Regions from separate parts of the Homo sapiens genome. Here regions 1 and 3 are each linked to region 2. Evidence: read pairs that join two places in POLR2A ChIA-PET (ENCODE). Cell type or tissue: Panc1. All regions are shown on one strand.

Region 1 (8,000 bases), 1.4 Mb after region 2:
TAGATCAGTCATATTCAGACACAAAGAACCACTGAACAGTCTGCTTCCTTAATGAAGTCTTTTGTTTATTAGTTGGCAGTAAAAATGTCAGAAAGAATCAGATTTCATTTTCAATCTTCCTACTTGGGTAACTTCTTTCCTTTTAGGTGAGGGTTTTGAATTTCTTAAAGGAAGAATTTTGGGAAATAACCACAAGTCAAGGAAGCTACATTCCATTAGCAGGAAATAACACAACCTATGTTACAATGTGGTCACACTGGTATTTCTTTTTTTTTTTTTTTGAGATGGAGTTTTGCTCTTGTTGCCCAGGCTGGAGTGCAGTGGTGTGATCTCGGCTCACCGCAACCTCCACGTCCTGGGTTCAAGCGATTCTCCTCCCTCAGCCTCCCGAGTAGCTGGGATTACAGGCATGTGCCACCACGCCTGGCTAATTTTGTATTTTTAGTAGAGACAGGGTTTCTCCATGTTGGTCAGGCTGGTCTCAAACTCCCGACCTCAGGTGATCCACTCGCCTCAGCCTCCCAAAGTGCTGGGATTACAGGCGTGAGCCACCGCGCCCGGCCCACACTAGTATTTCTATATCATCACCTCCAGACCTAGTGTACACAAAGGAGTACTTTTAATGTGACCCTATAAATCAGAGCTATAATTCCACCAATAATCTAGAAAGCTGTTAACAAAGTCTTGATTGTCTTATGTCTCAAAAAGTCTTGATTGTCTTATGTCTCAATATACTGAAACATCACCTGTTCAGATTAAATGAGCAAGAAAATGAAAGACTGGATTGTTTCATTTCCTCACAGACTGTTTTTATTGTTGCCAATAAAAATATAGATATCTGTTCTGATTTGATGAAAAGATCAAAGCAGCATTTGATAATTCTAAAAGTGAGTGGTAAAATACCTCAAAGATTTTAACTGTGTTTATATCTCTTAAAATATTGTTACTCTTAAAATTTTGCTTGATACTTCATTTATTCAGAGTGCAAAGATAATTTCAGTATACAAAATTGAACTGATTACAAATTCATAATCTATCAGAATCTAAGTCATATGTGATATAATCAAATCTCAAAAAATTAGTATTCTCAGTTTAAAATATTGTGATGTTCCCAAGATGCATTTTTGTGTCATTTTAATTTTTGGTGGGGGTGGGAACTTGCTTTTCATTAATCTGAAGACCATAAACTATAATTTGAAATTCACTGATAGGTAGATATTTCTCTTAGATACTAAAGAATATCTAATGACCTCCCAAAGATGGTACATTCACCAATAAAGTATGGCATTACAGAGTATAAATAATGATTAATAAATATTTAGAAACCCAGCAGTGCAAAGAAAGAGAACACATGTTAGATGACTTTCCACAGTCACCCCAGAACCTCTCTACAATTAAGGTAATGGTAGAAATATAAAATTTTGATGTCCAGCCTACTAGGATTATAAAGCCTGTGTCAACAGTACCATCTGTTTACGCAGAAGAATGTATGCTCACAATTCATAAGAATTACAGCAACATATGTAATTTTGAACATCAGAGGTATCATGATAAATAAGACATTTAATCTAACGTTTAGCAAAGATGGAGCAAGCTGGCACTTTGATGGAGTAGAAAAAGAAAGTGAAAAGGCAATCTGCTCATTTTACAGTACAATTCTCTACTCTTTCTGAGTTACTACTAGTACTCTAGGAACAGCTGGGTTTCTTGGTATCAATTTTCTACCTATATGTCAATTATAAACTATTACAAAACTCATGCTAGAATTGTCCATGGGAGTTAGGAACTGCTTAGGACACGCAGTGGTTTCTAACTTTCCTTCACTGGCATCTTCTTCTTCTTTTTTTTTTTTTTTTTTTTTTGAGACGGAGTTTTGCTCTTGTTGCCCAGGCTGGAGTGCAATGGCGTGATCTTGGCTCACTGCATCCTCTGCCCCTCCAGGTTCAAGCAATTCTCCTGCCTCAGCCTCCCAAGTAACTGGGATTACAGGTGCCTGCCACCATGCCCAGCTAATTTTTTGTATTTTTTTTTTTTAATAGAGACGGGGTTTCACCATGTTGGCCAGGCTGGTCTTGAACTCCTGACCTCAGGTGATCCGCCCATCTTGGCCTCCCAAAGTGCTGAGATTACAGGCGTGAGCCACTGTGCCTGGCCTTGTTTCTATTTTCAATGTCCTGGGTAGAATGTCTAAGGGATGAAATGGTCTTTGAGTGGGGGAAACTGAACATACCTTATTAAAGGAGAAAGGCAGCAGCCACCCTGTGGCAGAGCAGAGGTAAAGGAAGTCCACTCCTGGCAATGAATCCAGGAATATCTCAATTATGGAAAGCTCACCACGGAGAGCAACAGGGTCACATTACTCTACATTCAGCCAGCAGAAAAAATTTAGAGAGCTTTTCCTACACAGCAATCCACACTCAAGGAAATTCTGTGGACCCGGAGACCCCCCCACACTACCTTCTTATCAGACTGCTCAATTCAATGTATTAACTTGGTTCTTTTGAAATGTGTGAGAGAAAAAAAATAAGTTTGAGCAAGACATCAATGTTAACTTCAGTAATGTGATGGTCACAAAAGAACTGAAATTCTTTTTTAAATTTAAAAAAACAAACCAAGAAGTCAAGAGTCCAAGCCTCTGTCAAGACCTGTAATCCATTCTCCCTCCAAAAGCAGAGTTTTTCAAATGGGGAAAGGTAAGCAAGGGACTGAACTGGCAAAGTGCCAGATGAAACACATTAGAAAGAGTTAGCTAGAACAGTCTCAGGTTGCCATGACCGAGTCCTGGTTTCACGGTACTCTGTTGATCTTCACCACTGTGATATCTAAACCATCTGGCTTTGAATTTACCTTCGACTAACAGCTGCCATGGGCAGCTACTGAAATTACATCACAACAAAGCTACCCCATTAGCGGCATAAACTCATCTTCATACCTTCACAGTGGTGAGTCACATAGTGAAAAACACCCAGAAACAATTCTCTCTAGAGTTGAATGCATGTACCTTGATTCAGTATGTAATACCAGTCATTTATGGATCAATATATCTGCACCACTGCAAAATATATGGAGCAAGAGAGAGGTATAGAACATAAAAACATCGAAGTAATGGAAATGTCATCTTGGCCTTCAAAGCAAAAGAAAGAACAAAATAGTCAGTGGCTGGATGGAACAGGCTTTATGCTGACCAGGAGAATCACACGACTATTCTCCCAACCTTTCTTTCTATAATTCCATACTGTTATTTAGGAGAGACAAATAGTAGCAGCAACCTAATAGGAACACATCCTCTAAAGTGAGTGCAACCATGAATAACCAGAAACTAAATATGATCCTTTTAGACCCATCCATCCTAAAAGTGATATTGCCTCTATAGGAACTTCTTGGCAAAATGTCGTATGAACACTCTAGTCTGAGGGAATCGGGTAAAAGTTCCATTCCAACAATCCGTTCATATTCTCTTCAGAATTTTAGAATATTCCAAATTATTTCAGGATTTTAGAATATTCCAATTCATAAAGTTTTCCTAAAAGGTTAAAAGTAGGCATAAGTATAAATATCAAAGAGATTTATTGTGTCAATTCTTGATCAGATTTCAAAAATAACAGAACAGTATTTAAAGAGAGTAGAAACTATCACCAAAGAAGCCCTTGTACCAAATACACAATCAGTCAAGAAGCACTTCTGTCAGGAAGCCCTGAGGACTTTGACACATATCTAAACATTTTTGTGGCCAAATTATATGGTAGCAACATATACTTAAGGACTAATGAAAACAGCAGCTTCAAATAACTTTAGAAATGAGAAGGACCTTGGTGATCGTCTAACTGAGCTGTCTGCCAAATTCTTAATTTTGTTAATACCTTTACTTAAATACCCTTGGGAGGGAGCACTGATACAAAAAATTATAAAAACAGGAGCTGCTCCTCTTAGGCCTTCTTCATCTCCTCAACCACAACCTGCACTGAGGCTTCCTAAAGCTTGGAGGAAGGCCACTTAACATCAAGGACTGCACTGCAGAGCAAGGTGACTGGAGGCTCAAAGCCAGGGCATAACTTGTCCACAGTCTTGCTTCTGGGATCTTTCAATTGCCATGTTCAAGCAAAGCAACACAATTCTGAAGGAAACGCAGTCTGATCATCTAATTTGAAAGTACTTTCTTCATATTTACACAACCATTCTTTTTAAAATTCACATTTCACAGTATAGCTTGGAGGGAAAAAGTTCAGGCTTATTATTTTACAAATCTTTTACTTAAGGTTTCAAAACAGGGCTGTTGAAGCTCACAGTTGAGGGATGCGCCTCCTGTGTACTTATGGTCTTCTTCACCAGATCTGCTGGTGGAAAGGTGGGCACATTTCAGACCCCACCTCCTCCACACCGGTACTTCCAGGGACAGCAGCACTCTATCCCTCCCTGCAACTACCTCTACACTTGCAGTTCCAGGCCCTGGCATGCCCTCTCCCAGCTTTGTCTCTTCCTTCATTCTGCTGAGTCACGTCACCTAAGAAGCCTTTCTTGACCTGACTCTGATCCTGATGAACCCCCTTCCCTGCCACTCCAAAACCCTCACTTCTCCTATCACCCACCCTGCTTCTTTTCTCACCTTAATGCTTATCACCACCCCCTAATACATTACTAATCCTCCCTACCCCAATCTCAAGGAGAAAGCTACATGAGTACAGAAGAGACTTTGTTCACTGGTTTATCAACTGCAACAGCTGTCAGCAGGCAGCACAGTACAGGAGGAAAAACCTGGGCCTCGGAGAAGCCCTGGACAAATGACTAGGGTTCAATCTCCCGATTTCCCCTAAGCTCCAAGAGCTCCTTAGTGGTTGTCTTTGGCTTTCCTGATAGGCATACATTTGGCAGGTGGGTAGAATCTTAATACTCTGGTGATCACTTCTAGGCTACCCACTAAAAATTTTATTCTGGGTCCCTGAGCTCAGTTTTGATTTCATGTCTCCCAGTCATCAACAGGGTTTCCTCCCAGATATTCAGCATGCCTATGGCAGAACTCATACTCTTCCTATACCTGTATGGCTAACAAAGTACCTTTCCTATCAGTGCCTTAAGCCACTCAAAATAGTTATTAAATCAACTCTTACAACATCCTCATGAAGTAAGCAGGAGCAGAACAGAATTATTCTATAGCATGCTATCAGTGCCAGAACAGGAAAAGAACTCTTAATTTCCACCTGAAAACACTATTAAGCTCTTCTGTCCATTTTCTCCTTTGGAAGAAGCATCTTTGTGAAGACTGATACAAACAGATGGCTTGGCAATCTACCGTAACTCTTATCCATTATCTAAGCACAGGACAGCCATCAAAAACAGACAAAACATCACTGAAATTGCACTGAAATAGTTGGAAAATGAAGCACTAAAGAGATTTCAACATATTCAGTATCTTCAGAACTCTCATAATAAACTTTGTTAGAATGCAGTAACAGAGTATTGGAAATTCCTGTGAATTTGCAAGAAGGATATAAAAGTAGTATCTGATTTGCGATACATTTATATTCCAGATTAGGTAATAAAGTTGGTTTTTTTTTTAAGGATATTTAGAAGATCATAAGGCCAGCTTGAATAAATGAACCTGAATCAACCCTCAAAGAACTTTTAAGTTAATACTACCTATTCTAGTAAATAATTAAGTACTACTAACAAGAGAAAAGTGAAAACTTAGTTTTATGTTTAACTTGTCTCCTCTCTTCCTAATAGAAGGGCTAAATTGCCAGTGAGACAACCATCCTCAGGACTACAAGAATGAGAAGCAAAGAAATAGTAAAGATCAATAAATCAGATAATTCTCAGATATTCAAAGTTGGATCAATCAAGTTTTCAAAGAGTAACTATTACACTGCGGGGAAGTAGGACAATTGTTCATTTGTTCATTCCAGCATTTACTCAGTGTCCACTATGTGTCAGGCCCTGGGCCGTGTACTTCATAGGAACTTGTTTATATTGACTTCCTAATAACGCAATGTTGACAGTATAAAAGTCATTGGAATGCTCCCTTCATGACCTCTCAAATTATTAAAGTAGCAAATGTACATTGGTCATTTATCAAGTAATACAAGTCACATTGTCAGCACTAAATACATTTAAATCAAAGTAAGAAAAATGCAATATTATGAGAACAACAAGAAAGGGAAGTTAAAAAGGAACTTTAAATTTTGTGAACTATAAAATCTATGGCAAACGTTTTCTATGTTTTCTTATATCTCAAACTCATTACTCAAAAAAAAAAAAAAAAAAAAAAAGCCAGAATTTACCAGAAATCCTAAAACAGTAGTCTCAAAGTATGGTCCAGCACCATCAGCAATGCTCCAGACCTACTGAATCAGAAACTCTGGGTACAGAGCCCAGCAACCTGTTTTTAGCAATCTATCCAGGTGATTGTGGTATACATTCAAGGTTGACAAGCACTGTCCTAAAGTAACACATCATGAGGTAATACAACTGAACAAAGTGCTTTCAGAATTGTGTATACAATTAAAAGACAAAAAGGCAGTTTGGGTGGTGGGGTTAAAATAATTCTAAGTATATGAATGATACAAACTTTGCTCAGCTGCTAAAATTTCCAATAAAAAAGAAGTTGTTTAAAATACTTGGAATGTCCAAAATTTTAACATAAAATTTCAATGAGAAATGAAAGATCTTAAGTTTTGAAAACACAATTAAAAATTACAAGTGTATCTCCACTTTAAAACAGGATTTGATAAAATATGAGTTTATATATGAGAATATAACTTCATTTTACAAAAATATTATTTGCCCTCTTATTCATGAGACTTGCTTTGAGTAGCAAGTTTCCTTAGCCATGGAAGTATTTGTTTATAAATTATCAAAATATTTTTTAATCTTAGGTGAGGGAGGAAATTAGAGGCAAAAGGAGAGTCAAGGGACTCTGCACTGAAGCGTTAGAGCCAGCCACCAAGTAAATATGGATTGAATGAAAGATAACGCATTACTGGAATTCCTTTTGACATATCTTCTACATGAGTTGATATGCATCTATGAAATAGCAGAAGCATAGTTAAGTACAGCTAACAAATTGGATATTGCTTACATCATCTGACAAATGTTGCTTCCAAGAGCTTTTCCAATTCCTTCACATGTGTTATGGCTCAAACTTTTAATCAGGCTGAAGAATTCCTCCAAGGGGAGGTTCCTAGCTGGAATTATGCAAAACACATGTGGATAGCAAAGCTAAGAGAGGTATATTACAGGCCTAAAGTCTTTAACACTTCTTAGCAAGAATTCCCACAGCATTCTTAATATATAAATAGACGACCACAGAGCAGAAAGTCTCGAGGATTTGTGTCCAAAGTTTATTTTAAAACAGAGAGAACTTACTATTCTTTGCTTTTATGAATGTATACTTCTATTCTTACAAAAACCATCTCTAACACACTGTAAAAGTTGTACTAAATGTAAACAAATATTCTGCATCACCATTAACTCCTATCAGCATGCGGGTTAACCCAACTTTTGAACCACCTTTTGTGTCCATCTGCACCAATTGCAATTGGGCAGTTCCCTAAAGGTGACTTGGAAAATTTATGTTTTACAGACTAGTTGTGCTACAGGACTGGAAAGAAGTCAGGTGGTAGCAGAGATTTCAACTAGAAGTGACTGCAGCGATCCACATGGAAGGGGACCGGGAAGAAGGTGAGGGGTGATGAGAAGACACTTCACTTGGAGACAAGTATGTGTTAGAGAACTCAAGGTGAGGCCTTCTGTCACTGAAATTCAAAGCTCAAATGGATTTGAGAGACAATTTAAGCTAAAATTTCCAGCCCAGGGCACTAATTTGGGAATGAGGGCTCTAACTTCTTTGGAAACTTTTTGGGGATCCCTCCCCTACTGCGACTAGGAAGACTTCAATCTCAGAAAGACCAGAACCAGAATTCTTATGGACCCTAAGCTGCAAATGGAACTAGAGGTCACTTCTGTGTCCAGTGCTTTATTTCCAGGAACCATCATCAAGAACAGTT
Region 2 (8,000 bases):
ACATTAAGCATAATAGTGACTATCAGTCTCAAAAGTGTAATCGAGTATTTTACCTGATAATATGCACCTGTAATATTAGGTTTGCAATGCAATATATGACTATGTAACATGTGCCTTTCTGCTATTAATAAGCATTAAGTTCTGCCACAGCAGTGTGGATTAAGCCAAGTGTAGTTAGTGGAGTGAAACCCACCTAAGAAGATCACCATCAGTTCCACCAAAAAGCAGTCAATTTGATAAAGGATGGTCAAAACTGGGAAATCTTCTAGAAATGGTTCAATCTATGTTTATGTTTTTGAAAAACAATTCATTAAATTTCCTGAGTGTTCTCATTTTTTTGCATCACTTACACTTTCAGATAGTGTTCTTGTTTTGAAACAGTCAATTCCAGAAGAAAGCACTCTGATCAACATGGATCATAGTGACAAGGATCTATGCTAAGCTTTGCCTCTTCCTTTGTCATCCAGATGCTGCAAATGACTTTTGTTGCTGTTCTTGTTCTAGATACTTCTGGACACGGTGTAAATACATCTGATATGTATCCAATGCCCAATACCTTAGAATATGGAAACAGAACTTACAAAATAATTAATGCAAATATGACTTGGTATGCAGCAATAAAAACCTGCCTGATGCACAAAGCACAACTGGTCAGCATCACAGACCAGTATCACCAGTCCTTCCTCACTGTTGTCCTCAACCGGCTAGGATATGCCCACTGGATTGGACTGTTCACCACAGATGTAGGTATCCTAACTCCCTTGAGACATCCTTGAATAATTAAGTTTAGCATCTACCTCCTTCATGATCTGGCCACTGAAATTAGCACTGAAAAAAAGATCCCAAAAATATTAATAAATATAACACTTAAATAATTGGTTTATGCAATTACCTGACCAACCTTATGAACAGCCTATGACTACAAAATAAGAGTGCACACCTCTTTAGGGTAAACATCCACTTGCCTAATGTCTGGAAATTAATACCATTCAAAGGTTCTCTGAAAATTTCCAAGTACCCCGATACTGCCTTGCATGTGCACTGGAACACAGCTGAAACTCAAGCACTGCATTTGGGAATTTGCGGCATTTAATGAATCCCCAAGAAAAAACGAATCATGCTTCTTGTCTAGAAATGTGATTATTAATTAGTTTAGTACCACTTATAATTAAGCACTTGAGGTTTTATTTTCCTCTAGGGATGTGGTTTAGAGAATACGTTATTTTCATTTTTTTAAATAAAATATTGTACACTCAAAGTAGTGAAAAGTAAACTAGTCTATCCTGACCCCTAGTTCTACTCCCTAATGTTAGTAATTGTGAACACTGTCTTGTGTGCCATCTAGAAATTTTCCATGTATACACATACATATTCATGTAATGGAAGAATATGTACATTGTTTTTCAAGCACAAATGAGATCCTATTCTACATGCTGTCTTTAAACTTGCTTTTTAATTTAATATATCTTTAACAACTTCACATGTCAGCACATAAAAATCTCATGAATTCTTTAGAACGCAGCATGTAAGGATATACCACAACTTATTAAACCATTCTCCTGTGAATAGACATTTGGGTTCTTCTCAGTTTTTCACAGTTATAAACAATGCACAACAAATATCCTTGTGCCAGTAGGATAATTTTTTAGAAGTAAAATTGCTGCGTACACTTAAAATTTTGACAAGTACTACCAAATTGCCCTCCAAGAGTTTGCACCAATTTACATGCCAACAACAGTATGTGATAATGTCTAGTTTTTTCACATCCTTGTCAACACCAGGTATTCTCAAAATTTTAATCCTTGCCAGTGGGAGAGATAAATGAATGATATTTCATGATTATTTATTGCATCATGTAGTACAGAATGTTTTAACTTCATGTAGTCAGTTTTGCTTTATAGCCTCTGGATTTTCTATGACTTGGAAAGGTTTTCCCCACACCAACAGTATAAAAAAATTTAACCAGGTTTTCTTTAACATGTTTATGTTTTCAATTTTATGTTTGAATAATTGATCAATCTGAAATGTATTTCACTGTAAAAGACAAGGTACTGGTCCAATTTCACGCCGATTGCTCACTAGAAAATCATTGTGGCAGGGAGCCAAGAATTCCTAAAAATCAAAAAAGATCTCATTTGTGGCAGATATTCCTGTTTGTCAAGCTGTATTCACAGATGTCCTAGCCCCTCTTTAAAAAGGTGTGCAGAAATAGCAATCGATGTGGGAATTGTAGCATGCTCAGATAACACTGGGTGATGCTGCCAGCCGTCGTGGCAAGGAAATGATGGCTCAGTTTTCCTCCACAGAATGGTCTTAATTTTGACTGGTCTGATGGCACCAAATCTTCTTTCACTTTTTGGAAAGATGAGGAGTCCTCCCTCCTTGGTGACTGCGTTTTTGCCGACAGCAACGGACGCTGGCATAGCACAGCCTGCGAGTCATTTCTGCAAGGTGCCATTTGTCATGTGCCACCTGGTAGGTTCAATTCTATTCAACTCAAAAATATACCTTATTTAACTACTGTATGCAAGACACTGTGCTAAGCAAAGGATATGAGGATGAGTATAGTAAGAAGTCTCTCTTCAAGAAGCCTCTGGTCTGGTTGGTGATGTAAAGAATAACAGAACTACAAAATGATATAAGAGAGGTAGCAAATGTTATGGGGGTTATCAAGAAAAAGAATGCATTGTATTCATTTGGAGAAAGGTAGAAAGGCTTCTTGAAGGACATGGCAGTGCAGATGGGCCTTGATAAATAGGTGGGTGTAGATGGGTAATAATGGGACATGGAAAGGCATTCTGAGGAGAAAAGCTGGATGAAAATGGGGAAGGAAGACAGGACGAGGCTTACGTAAGACAAAGCCGATGTTGGGATTTGCCTGAATGCAGGTTAGGCGTAAGGGAGGGGTGGGAAATTAGATGAGAAACATGGGCTTCAAGCATGTGTGGAGGACTTTGAGGATTCATGTTTAAATAAAAGATTGATAGGATTCCAGAGCTACAATAATGATGGTGGTGATATTGTTTGGATATTTACTAGATATCTGGCTCTGCACTTTACATAATATCTCATTTACACTTAAAGTTCACCTGGCCTAACCCCTTTATTAAAAATGAAATGTAAACTCAGAGCATTAAATAGTTTCCTAAGTGTCTCACAGCTGTCCATCACCAGTACCAAGAGTAGAAATCAAGTTTCCTGCATAGAATTCACTAACACAAGCTGGCCTCCTTTTAAATCTCTCATTTAGTAAAAGTGCATGTATTTACTTACATTCTGGGTACTGTATCAAATAACATACAAATTATATATTTTTAGATCAAAACAATTCAGGATTAAATGTAAATGATAGCCACATATATCTTGGAAAAGCTAATTCTACTTCTAAAACTCCATAAAAGCTGTCCTTCCCTTTTCTCCTTTTTTTTTTTTTTTTTTTTGTTAGCACTTGCCTTTTCTTGGAATCTTGTCCTTTCAATAACAATGCATTTATTGAATGCTTAAGAAGTGTCAGGCTCTAACTCATTGAAACTTCTCAACTTGTAAGGAAGGTGGCTGTGTGGCTCACACCAGTAATCCCAGCACTTTGGGAGGCAGAAGCAGGAGGACCTCTTCAGGCCAGGAGTTTGAGACCAGCTTGGTTAACACAGTGAGACTCGTTAAAAAAAAAAAAAAATTCAATTATCTGGGCTTGGTGGTACGTGCCTATAGTCCTAGCTACTTGGGAGGCTGAGGCTGGAGGATCACTTGAGCCCAGGAGTTTGAGGCTGCAGTGAGCTGTGATTGTGCCACTGCACTTCAGCCTAGGTGACAGAGTGAGACTTTGTCTTTTAAAAAGTTTTTTGTAATTAAAAAAAATATTTTTAAAGGTTTTGTTGTTAGCTCTCTTTTATAGATAAAGAAACCAAGTGCAAGGTAACATGCCCATGGTCACGCAGCTAGTAAGTGGTGGAGCCGGGATCTCAGCATGGATGTGTCTAACTCTCATGCTTGCTCTCTGAAATAAAGTCCCTCTGGAGTTCCCTTATTTATTTTATGTTATGCTATGTTATGATACTTTATTGAATGCATTATTTTCTTTCACAGGTTTATTAGTGGGTAAGGACTTTTCAAATCTGTGATACACAGCACTGCATGAAATGCATACATTTGGAAATCTCTTTTACCAGCATCAGTCAGCTGCCACTCTCTCTGGGAGTCATAGCCCCTGCTTGTTCCAACCTTTAGGATGCTAATTGTAAACATGAAAGAGCCACCCTCACCCAGGCAGCACCCAAACTAAGCCTACAAAGCTGTGCCTTAACATATCTTGTTATGTTTAGGTAAAGATTATTTCTGTCAGAAATGCTATAAACTGGTCCTAGTTTTATAATCATTTACATGAAACCCAATCTTTCAGAGTATTACCATGAAAATCTTGTTACATATATTTATCTTGATCTTTTATAGAATGTAATGTAATATTTATCTCAATAAATAAACCCAGTCACCACCCTGAAATCATAACTGGCTTTTCTTCACAGAAACAAGACAATCTGAACACCCAGAGTTGTGCTCAGAAACATCTATTCCCTGGATAAAATTTAAAAGTAATTGCTACAGTTTTTCTACAGTCCTAGACAGTATGAGTTTTGAGGCTGCTCATGAATTTTGCAAAAAGGAAGGTAATTGTTTTTGTGATGGTAAAAATGCTTTCATGTGCTCCTTCTTGCCATTTCAGTAAACAATGTGGATTTCTTTATTCATCCCATTATTTAGTGACTTTAGGAGCAACAAAAACTAAACTATTGAAAAAATAAATACTATTGAAATTGCTTGTTTGGAGGACAGCTACTATATGAAACAATGTCCAGTGTAGAATTTGGAAACCTAAGATGATGTCTCAGCATACTGCACTTTCTGAAGAAAACGTTCCTTTTGCATGCATTTGCATTATGAATTTTGAATGTTCCCTAAAATTAATATTCTATGCCTTAACTTCTGACGTGCAAGCTTGTATCTTTTAAAAAATGTGGTTTTACTTTTTTAATTTAAAGTCTCTTCTTTATAATGGAAATTTTCACTTTTCAAAACCTGAGCTTTACAATTAATAGTATAGGAAACATTTTTTAAAGTATATTTATGTGTAAACACAAATATTCCTTTGCTACTTGTCTCTCTTATAGGTTCTAATCTTTTAACAATCAAGGATGAGGCTGAAAATGCATTTCTCCTAGAAGAGCTGTTTGCTTTTGGTTCTTCTGTCCAGATGGTTTGGTTGAATGCTCAATTTGATGGTAACAGTAAGTGATTTGGGTAGAGGAGAGGACATAAATAAATACATGGTTGTTAAAGCTGATGATAATGGCATCTGTGAGCCAGAAAACTCTCCTTGGATACGTTTTCTGAGAAAAAATAGCATGAAGCCTAAAGCCATTTCTTCCAAAAACAACATTGCAACCCTTTTCTTTACCCTTTTGTCTTTTAAAATAATCCCAGAACACCAAAAATAAAAACAAACAATAACATGTTTATCTTTACCCTTAGCAGGAAGATGCTTGGCTGGAACTTTGTGTTCACAGACTTAGTCATTGCATACCAAAACCATATTTACTGGAAAATATCCCAGGTTTCTAAATGTTATAAAAGCACAATAGAGTTATGGAAATGTTTCCATGATGAACTGTGCTGTTAGGATTCTTATTTGCTACTCATAAAAACCAGAGTTTGTAATAAAATGGAAGCATGGTATTCTTTTCTTTATGTAATTGATGGTTATTGAAAGGTACTTGTGAAGAAAATTATTTTAATTGGTATGGAGAGCTTGTTACAGTGGTGTACCAAGGTTGGGGGTGAGCCTACCCTTTCGAGGAGGAGTATTTTAATCACCAACATTGTTTAGAATTTCAAGCAGATGGTGATAATAAAAAGCAGACCAACTTTTAGTTAGCTGTATTGTTAGTTTTAAATTATTTTCAGACAATACACTATTGCCCACACATGGGATGGACTCTCCTACCGCCCCTACCCCCTTGGTACATGGCTGGCTTGGTATTAAAGAAATTCACTGTAAAATCTTTTTAGAAAGTGAGCCATTTTGTAATGATGAAGATGTTAGGACTTCAAAGGATTTTTCTTTACTCGATTAGTTTTGTTTATCAAATGATTTCTTTAAATCGATTATATATATATATGGAATATTTCAAAATTCAAACTGTCACATTAAGAAACATGATAACCTAAATGACCTAAATAAGAACACTGTACCTAAAATAAAGAGGCAACTTTATTAATGCCTACCTTTTGATGTTGAGTACATCACTGTATTTACTGAGTTGAATGTATTAGTTCAAGAGTCTCATTAAATTCAGGGGCTGCCATCCCATTACTGGGTATATACCCAAAGGACTATAAATCATGCTGCTATAAAGACACATACACACGTATGTTTATTGCGGCACTATTCACAATAGCAAAGACTTGGAACCAACCCAAATGTCCAACAATGATAGACTGGATTAAGAAAATGTGGCACATATATACCATGGAATACTATGCAGCCATAAAAAAATGATGAGTTCATGTCCTTTGTAGGGACATGGATAAAATTGCAAATCATCATTCTCAGTAATTATCGCAAGAACAAAAAACCAAACACTGCATATTCTCACTCATAGGTGGGAATTGAACAATGAGAACACATGGACACAGGAAGGGGAACATCACACTCTGGGGACTGTTGTGGGGTGGGGGGAGGAGGGAGGGATAGCATTGGGAGATATACCTAATGCTGGATGACGAGTTAGTGGGTGCAGCGCACCAGCATGTCACATGTATACATATGTAACTAACCTGCACATTGTGCACATGTACCCTAAAACTTAAAGTATAATAATAAAAAAATAAAAATAAAAATAAAAAAATAAAAAAATTCAGGGGCTGCTTTTTATGGTTAATTCCAGTCTTAGTATGTTTGATAACCATGCACATAATTCATAATGAGTCAGCAATTTTCTCACAGATGAAACCATAAAGTGGTTTGATGGAACTCCCACAGACCAGTCAAACTGGGGCATTCGGAAGCCAGACACAGACTACTTCAAGCCCCATCATTGTGTTGCCTTGAGGATCCCTGAAGGATTATGGCAGCTATCCCCGTGTCAAGAAAAAAAAGGCTTTATATGTAAAATGGAGGCAGGTAGGTAAAGTCAGAGAGTAATTCTTCATTTTGATTCTACCTTAACTAATGTTGACTGACTTCTTTAGCATTTAAAGGTTTTAAAATCCAAGTTGAGAGAGTATTCAGATAGATTCTGACATTATTGTTGTGTTCTGCACCAAACAAGTCAGAGAATAGTTCAGCTCCTTCTTTCTCTGATATGAGAAAAAAAATCATTATAAGTCAACTCAAAGACTATGATTTTTCTTGTGTCACCCAGGTTGATCACCTAATGGGCAAAAAATCATTTTCCCTCAAGCAAATAGAACTAGGAATGTAAACCAGCAACCTTCATTCTGGTGACTGCTACTCAGAATTTTTAAGGTTTATGTTTGGCCTCAGGAAATATAATCTAGGCTTATGTATATTTGCTGTAGACAAGAAGATGTGATTCCCTGTTGCAAGCATAATGTGTCATAAAAGTCACATTTTAACTTAATCATCAGTAACATACTTAGTGTTTAGTAATTAAAAAAAACAATAATTTTAGAAATCTAAGCTAGAAAATTCTAGTCACTGATGGTGGGAAAATGTCTATAATAATTACAGCAATTTCTAGATGTCAGTATTATAAAGGAGGGATTGCTGTGGCCTGTACTGCTAGAGAAGGCTTCAGACATGAGGTTTTAGGATCCCAAAGGATGAAGAGAATTATAGAAGCTGGAACAGAGGAGGAAAAGGCCCAGCCTGATTAAAGGCAGCAACTAAGAATGTGTTTCAATTAGAGCAAAGGGCTCACGTCAGGGGGTGATGGGAATAAAATTGGATGGTAATGTAGGATCCTTTCACAGAGTGCCAGGCT
Region 3 (8,000 bases), 110 kb after region 2:
ACCAGCATGAGCCATGGCACCTAGCAGCAATATGTGGTTTTTAGAGGCAATTATCTTTCCACTATTGAAAGATCTAGTACTTCATTGTTTAAATGAGGAAAAGGTTCTGGTGGAGATATATATATATTTGAGCACTTCTTTTTATTTATTCTAATCAAAGACGAGCTAGAATCTGGAGCTGCCATATCTCTTCAGCCAATGAAAAGATAAGGGAAGAATTTAAAAATCAGTTGTGTGGAAGCACTATGGATAGTGTTAAAGAGTCCTTTCCATCCCTTTCTCTTTTTTCTTTTTCTTTTTTTTTTTTTTGAGACAGGTTCTTGTTCTGTCACCCAGGCTGGAGTACAGTGGTGCAATCTCGGCTCACTGCAACCTCCACCTCCAAGGTTCAAGTGATTCTCATGCTTCAGCCTCCTCAGTAGCTGGGATTACAGGCATGCGCCAACACGCCCAGCTAATTTTTGTATTTGTAATAGAGATGGGGTTTCACCATGTTGGCAAGGCTGGTCTTGAACTCTTTACCTCAAGTGATCCGCCCGCCCCAGGCTCCCAAAGTGTTGGGATTAGAGGTGTGAGCCACCACGACCAGCTTCCATCCCTTTCAACATCAGCAGCATGGCTGGGCACCGTGGTGCACACCCGTAGTCCCATTTACTCTGGAGGCAAGAGGATAACTTGAGCCCAGGAGTTCAAATCCAGCCTGGACTACATAGCAAAACCCCAGTCTCTAGTTTAAGAAGAAAAAATTCAGCAAAGTAAAATTAAGCAACTCTGAAAAGGAGGTTGAATAGTGTTTTCCTCCATCTCAAGTGCTGATCCTAGATAGATGTCTCAAGCACTTCTCATTCATTTCAGAGCCCAACAAAGAATGCTAGTCTCCTACTAATTCGCATCACTAACCTCTGCACATGTAGCACAAACCGGAATCATTACACAGCTGAAGTTTTGGCTATAATTAAATAAGGGATTTTTAAATAAAGCTGTGGTATTCCTATTGGCATTATAGGCCACCTCTTTTCTCAGCCATGGTATATCCCAAAGTATACCAGGATGGGTCTAGGGATGCATGGAAAAAATGCGATTGAAGACTCAGAATTGAACTGAAGAATGGATGGAAAAACAAGAATTGTTATCAAAAGCTCAATTAAAAGTAGCATTTAGGAATAGCTTAAAGAATAGTCTCTCTGAGCCACAGGGTATTCTAAAGTTAACCCAGATCGGCCGGGCATGGTGGCTCATGCCTGTAATCCCAGCACTTTGGGAGGCCAAAGTGGGTGGATCACTTGAGGTCAGGAGTTTGGGACCAGCCTGGCCAACATGGTGAAACCCTGTCTCTACTAAAAATACAAAAATTAGCTGGGTATCATGGCGGGCGTCTGTAACCCCAGCTACTCAGAAGGCTGAGGCACCAGAATCACTTGAACCTGGGAGGTGGAGGTTGCAGTGAGCCGAGATTATACCACTGCATTCCAGCCTGGGCGACAGAGTGAGACTCCATCTCTAAATAAAAAAATTAATTAATTAATTAAATTAAATTAACCCAGAGCAAGCCAGGAGATGGGGAAGCTGCTTACTCAGTCCTCACAGTCTCAATTGTTTTATAGCATTGCATTTACTTGCTTTATCTTCAGCATTGGAAATTCTGTGAAACGCTTTGTTGTGTCTGTTGTGAGGAAACAATAGGTGATTACATTTCCTAGTTTCAGTCACCCTAAATCTTTTGAGACAAAAACAGTATTGCAATGTAGAAAATTTGTCAGTAATTAAAAGAACAAAATTAAAGTCACCTGTAATGCCAGTACCTAAAAATAAACATGATTCAATCAATATTTTGGTATGGATCTTTCAAGTTATTTTTCTATGTGTACCTATTTATTTTTTAGACAGTTGGAATCAGACTATTTTGTAACTCCCCTCCCCACTTAATGATTTGGGTCTTACTTCTTATCCTATTTTCAACCTTTACCTATGGTTCTCTTTTCCCTTTCACCCTTAATTTTAACATATTCTGTGTAGCTGTTTAACTATATATCCTAATAGCTGCCTTAATTCTTTGAAAATGACAGGATGTTAATAAATACTTTACATTGAAAGCAATGAGAAGATATTGAAAGATTTTAAACAGAGTAGTGGCAATATAAGACTTTACTTAAGTAGACGACACTGTGTGGAAGGCCGGGGAGGACGCAAGCAGCTGGAGAGAGGGAGAGCAGTTATTTTTCTATAAATTCATGCAGGAAATGCTGTTGGCGTTTACAGTGTCTGAGGAGAGGCAGCTCTGGGTTATGTGAAGTGCAGAGTGTGGCCATGCAGTGGGTCACTCAAGTACCCAGCTTGAAGAAATAAAAATACATAGAATTAAAGGAAGTCAAGAAGGCTTGGAAACATGAACACAGGCATCCCAAGTTAATGGTAGGACCGGGAGGACAGCAAGAATTGGGACATCTTAGTGAATGTCAGGGAGGAGCAAGGCGACCAAGTCCTCAGTGAATGTCATGGGGAGTTTGCAGTGATACAAGGGGAATAATCCTGAAAGGAAATAAAAGGAGATAAAAATATCCACTACTCCTTTCTCATAGTCCTGTGGTATCTGAGAATAGAATATCAAATAGTCTTCCCCTGTGGGTGCTGAAAGGAGATTATTCCCTTGGAAAAGCCAGATTTATGTATTTATTTAAGATTCAGGGGGTACACATGCAGGATTGTTACAATACATACACTGTGGGATGCTGAGGCTTGGGCTTCAGTTGAACCTGTCACCCAAATAGTGAACACAGTACCCAATAGGTAGTGTTTCAACCCTTGCTCCACTCCCTCCCCACTTTTGGAGTCCCCAGACAATATCATGCCCATCTTTACATCCATGTGTACCCAATATTTAGCTCCCACTTATATAAGTGAGAACATGTGGTATTTGGTCTTCTGTTCCTGCATTAATTTACTTAGGATAATGTCCTCCAGCTACATCCATGTTGCTGTAAAGGAGATGATTTCGTTCTTTTTTATGGCTGCACAGTATGCCATCATGTATATGTGCTACATCTTCTTGATCCAATCCACTGCTGATGGACATCTAGATTGATTCCCTGTCTTTGCTGTTGTGAATAGTGCTACAATAAACATATGAGCGCAGGTGTATTTTGGTAGAACGATTTGTTTTCCTCTGGGTATATACCCAGTAATGGGATTGCTGGGTTGAATGGTAATTCTATTTTTGTTTTTTGGGAAATCTCCAAACTACTTTCCGCAGGGGCTGAACTAATTTATAATCCCACCAACAATGTGTGAGCATTCCCTGGAAAAGCCAGAGTTAAATTAAGATCAATTAAGATCAAGAATTTAGTGAAAAGATATTTATAGTCTTCATACTTTGTATTCAGTAAAAAGATAAAAGGTGTGGGATGATTTATTTAGATGGAATGGAAATTCCAAAGGATCAGGGACAGGGTTAGGTGGGGAGTGCAGCAAAGGGGAAGAAATGCAGGGCAGTCTGAATGAGTGCAGGCAAAGTCGCATGGCCGAAGGGCCACACTGGAGGCCACAGTGGCTTAGGCCCTAACTGGGTTAGGTTAGGGGCTAGGATTACAGCTGGAACTCTGGTCATGAACATTTCAGAATGAAGCAGCGAGTGGTGTTGAGGCTTGACTGTGTTGCTGTTTATGGTTTACTAAGGAGACTGTGTCGCTTCGTTCCATATTTCAAATAAACTAGTGATGCAGATTGTCTTGGGACTCAGGAAAGCTTAGCTCAGTGGGTCTGTTAGGCCAGCACCAGGCCCACCAGTGGGTATGTAAGGTCTCTGGCAGCACCATGGGGAAGCTCAGACAGGCCTGTACCCCACAATCCATCTCCTGTACCTAGATGGGTGGTCAGGACCTTGGCAGGGTGTAAAGGCAGACGTTCACAGACCTCTAGCACACAACAGAATCTAGTGAATGAAGAAGCTTCTCTCCCCAACAAGTGTGAAAACAGTGATGTGAGAGCCACAGCGCCTGAAGAGTTCAGAGGAAGGGAACCACCAGCTCTCTGTGTGCCAGCTAGCCCCTGGGTTGCGGGCTTTACACATGTTATCCCATTAATTCCAGCCCCACGAAGTTAAGTGTCACACTTAACTTGGTAGGGGATGGAAATTTGGAGAGATGGCACATGAAAGCTAGTAAGTGACTGAATCAGGATTCAAAACCATGTAGGTTTAGCTCCGTAGCCCATATTCTTTCCACTATGCCAGGTGGTCTCTGATCTAATCAGTACTTATAGTGATCCTCACCCCATTTTAGCTTTCTGATTTCTGATAACCAGTGGATCCAATTATGTGTGAGGCAGCGTAGCATAATGGTTAGGACATAGACTCTGGGGATCGACAGCCTGGCAGAAAGGCCCAGCACTGTGGTTTGTATTCTGTGGGACTTTGCACAAGTTACATACCTTTAGTTTCCTCATCTTTAAAATGGAGATAATAATAGTACCTCTCCTATATGGTTGTTACAAGGATTAAGTAAGCCAATATTTGTAAAGCATTTAGAACAATGCTTGTTATGTAGTAAATGGTATGTAAATGTGTATTAAATATTAAAAAAATTAAAAATCATTAGATTGACCATGGGAGTCAAAATAATACAAAGGGTTAACATCAATATTGCCACCTGAAATGTACTTCTGCTCCTTACAGGATGAACTCAACTTTGGTTGGTCAGATGGGAAACGTCTTCATTTTAGTCGCTGGGCTGAAACTAATGGGCAACTCGAAGACTGTGTAGTATTAGACACTGATGGATTCTGGAAAACAGTTGATTGCAATGACAATCAACCAGGTGCTATTTGCTACTATTCAGGAAGTATGTGAATTTCAGATCTTTTAATTCTTAAATTATTAACAGTCCCATAAGTGGTAGAATTTCTGAGGAGTGGTTTTATAAAATCTGGTTTTGGAATTGTGAAGAAATTATAGTCATGTCTTTTTATGGCAACATTTGTTGTGAAAATTTGTATTCAAGTAGAATTATATATTACATATATTATTATTAATGGGTCATTTTAGGCATGTTTTATTTTTATGTCAGCTGACAATGGGGATTAACACTTAAAATCCCATTGTTACTCTACCTCTTTCTGCATATATTTATAGTTGTAGAAAGCTTACATTTGTGAGAATTCTTTTGTGATTCATAATATCACAACTAACAGGACTTTTATGAGTCTTAAGATTCACAGCAACCACCTCAAGCTAGCTTAAGACAAGGGGAAATTTAGGATCCCCAAAACGGGGATAGAGCTGAACCTATAACTGGAGATGAGTTGACAATTTCTAAATTTCACTTTGTAAATCCCTAGAGAACATCTCATGAACTTAGCCTGAGTCAGGTGTGCAGTCTCTAGCCCAGTCAGAGGAAAGTGTTTTTACAACTGGCAAGGTCACATTTGTGGGTCTGTGGTAGAAAGAAGACACTGCTTCATGGACAAAGGGACTTATTGTGATCCAGGAGAGATACTGAGTGATCTCTGCCACATATTAAATCAGTTTAATGTATTTGAGTGGAATATGTTTATATTTGTATCTTTGTGAATGTATGGCCTTTTCATAAAATGGAAAAAGATCATAATCAGATACTGTAGATGTCAGATTTTAAATATTATTTTTGTTTGACTTGGTTAAAGCAATAACTTATTTAGAACATCAATGTTTCATTTAAATGTTCCTTTAAAATTAATAGTATCAGTAGACAGAAACTTTAAAATAAATTCTCAGAGTTATAGTTAGGTGACTTTTAATAATGAATATGTTTGTACAGCATCTCTAGGGGTGGTCCCTTGTACTTGACATTTGGTAATGCAGGAAGACAGAAACTGCATTTAACCTAATAGCACCTCATTTTTTACATTCTTCCATGCCACAGCAGGGGTAAGAAAATTGTGTCAAGTAATTTCCTTCCTATAGAAAGCTGGCTTTTTGTGTGCTATATCTGAGTATAAACAGAGACAGGCTTCACCAGGATATTACTTCTCGGCTTCCTGAATATTTCCTACAAATCAAGCCTAATGACTGCAAACAGGATTTAACATTTATATCTCAAATTAGAATTCTTACCATTAACTCTTTTTCTAGATGAGACTGAAAAAGAGGTCAAACCAGTTGACAGTGTTAAATGTCCATCTCCTGTTCTAAATACTCCGTGGATACCATTTCAGAACTGTTGCTACAATTTCATAATAACAAAGAATAGGCATATGGCAACAACACAGGATGAAGTTCATACTAAATGCCAGAAACTGAGTAAGTATTATATTAGTCCATTCTCATGTTGCTATAAGGACATACCCGAGGCTAGGTAATTTATAAAGAAAAAGAGGTTTAATGGCCTCACAGTTCCACATGGCTGGGGAGGCCTCACAATCATGGCAGAAGGCAAAGGAGAAGCAAAGACATGTTTACATGGCAGCAGGCAAGAGAGCATGTGCAGGGAAACTGCCCTTTGTAAAACCATCAGATCTCATAAGACTTACTATCACGAGAACAGCACGGGAAAAACCCACCCTCAAGATTCAATTACCTCCCACCAGGTCCCTCCCATGACATGTGGGGATTATGGGAGCTACAATTCAACATGGGATTTGGATGGGGAAACAGCCAAACCATATCAAGTATATTATACTGTCATTACTTATTGTATTTTGCTAATTAAAAAAATATTTCCTGTGTTATAAATATTTCTAATTAGCACTAGTAACTAGATGACAAAAATATTCATCTCCTAATATCTACATTATCAGTGACAAAGTATTAAAATTTGTGTTAGTTAAAATGGAAAGTATAGGCATAACTCCTTTCTTTACTCTTCCATTCAAGAACTAGTCTATGTTTGTAAGGAAGGCAGGTTCTCCTTTAAAAGGAAAAGAAATGGGCTAGGCACACTGGCTCATGCCTGTAATCCTAGTTCTTTGGAAGGCTGAAGTGGGAGGATTGTTTGATGCCAACCATTCAAGACCAGCCTGGGCAACATAGTGAGACTTTCTGTCTGCAAAAAATTAAAAGCATGGTGGCACATGCCTGTAATTCTAGCTACTTGGGAGGCTAAGGAGGGAGGATCTTTGAACCCAAGAGGTTGAAGGTGCAGTGAGCTGTGATTGAACCACCTGCACTCCAGCCTGGATAACAGGTGACCCTATCTCCAAAAAAAAAAAAAAAAAGGAAGGGGGAAAGAAATGACACACAAGAGAGCAGAGAACTGGACATTAAATCAAGCTAGGCTATGGGGAAGTGAAAATAAGTTAGTTGGAGCAGTCAAAAGCTTAGATACACCACAAGGCAGCAGCTAAGCTTAAAGAAGTGCACATTTCACATTTTCAGCTCTCAAGAGTCTTCAGATAATTCCTATGAGATCCACTAAGGATTTGTGACTTCCAAATGATGGAACTGTTGGAACCAATGGAACAATGAACTTAGTGAAAGTTGCTATAGAAAATATCAAACCAGTATTTCCCAAAGCATGCTCCGTATAACATCAGTCTTGAGAGATGGTCTGCAAAAAGTCCTTAGAATAAGGTTGAAAAAAATAACCAACAAAAAAGAAAAAGGTTGAGAAACACTAGACACCATAGCTTCCTGTTGGACATTAACAAATGTACATTAACATATGCCTTAAGAAATACTGGCATAAACTAGTTTAATTTTGTTTAAACCAATGTTTGCAAACTTTTTTTAAAATCCATGTAGATCTTTTCTGAAACTTCCTTGTTAATTTTGTGAGGAACACCCTTTGGGAAATATTAAGCCTTTTTAACCCTCATACTGAAAACTAAGGAAAAGGAAGATCTGTCGTATAGCCCAGCAGTCCCCAACCTTTTTGGCACTGACAGGGAGGGGTGGATGGTTTCAGGATGAAACTGTTCCACCTCAGATCATCAGACCTTAGTTAGATTCTCATAAGGAGTATGTAAGCTATATCCCTCGCATGCATAGTTCACAAGAGGGTTTGCACTCCTCTGTCAATCTAATGCCACAG

Evidence for each region. Peaks named below come from ENCODE experiments on the same cell type or tissue, not always from the same donor. Only the 100,000 strongest peaks of a DNase experiment are listed, where the experiment ranks them.
Region 1: POLR2A ChIA-PET joins it to region 2 with 5 read pairs; 1 of 35 experiments calls an interaction of 5 or more read pairs at or near these places.
Region 3: POLR2A ChIA-PET joins it to region 2 with 6 read pairs; 2 of 35 experiments call an interaction of 5 or more read pairs at or near these places.

What each region holds. Positions count from the first base shown.
Region 1 is chr2:158,502,229-158,510,228 of GRCh38, reverse strand. All of the region lies in intron 1 of PKP4 (plakophilin 4), which reads right to left. Among named protein-coding and RNA genes, the nearest start is that of PKP4, 49 kb to the right of the region's middle. In Panc1, no CTCF peak of the experiment used is centred here; a DNase peak (open chromatin) is centred at 7,030; H3K27ac peaks cover 4,658 bases.
Region 2 is chr2:159,944,083-159,952,082 of GRCh38, reverse strand. PLA2R1 (phospholipase A2 receptor 1) reads left to right here. Exons shown (of 30, transcript NM_007366.5): 24 at 505-743; 25 at 2,307-2,475; 26 at 4,524-4,664; 27 at 5,166-5,282; 28 at 7,001-7,177. Among named protein-coding and RNA genes, the nearest start is that of LY75-CD302, 43 kb to the right of the region's middle. In Panc1, no CTCF peak of the experiment used is centred here; no DNase peak of the experiment used is centred here; H3K27ac peaks cover 4,739 bases.
Region 3 is chr2:159,832,315-159,840,314 of GRCh38, reverse strand. LY75-CD302 (LY75-CD302 readthrough) reads left to right here. Exons shown (of 38, transcript NM_001198760.1): 26 at 4,670-4,835; 27 at 6,104-6,271. LY75 (lymphocyte antigen 75) reads left to right here. Exons shown (of 35, transcript NM_002349.4): 26 at 4,670-4,835; 27 at 6,104-6,271. Among named protein-coding and RNA genes, the nearest start is that of CD302, 38 kb to the right of the region's middle. In Panc1, no CTCF peak of the experiment used is centred here; no DNase peak of the experiment used is centred here.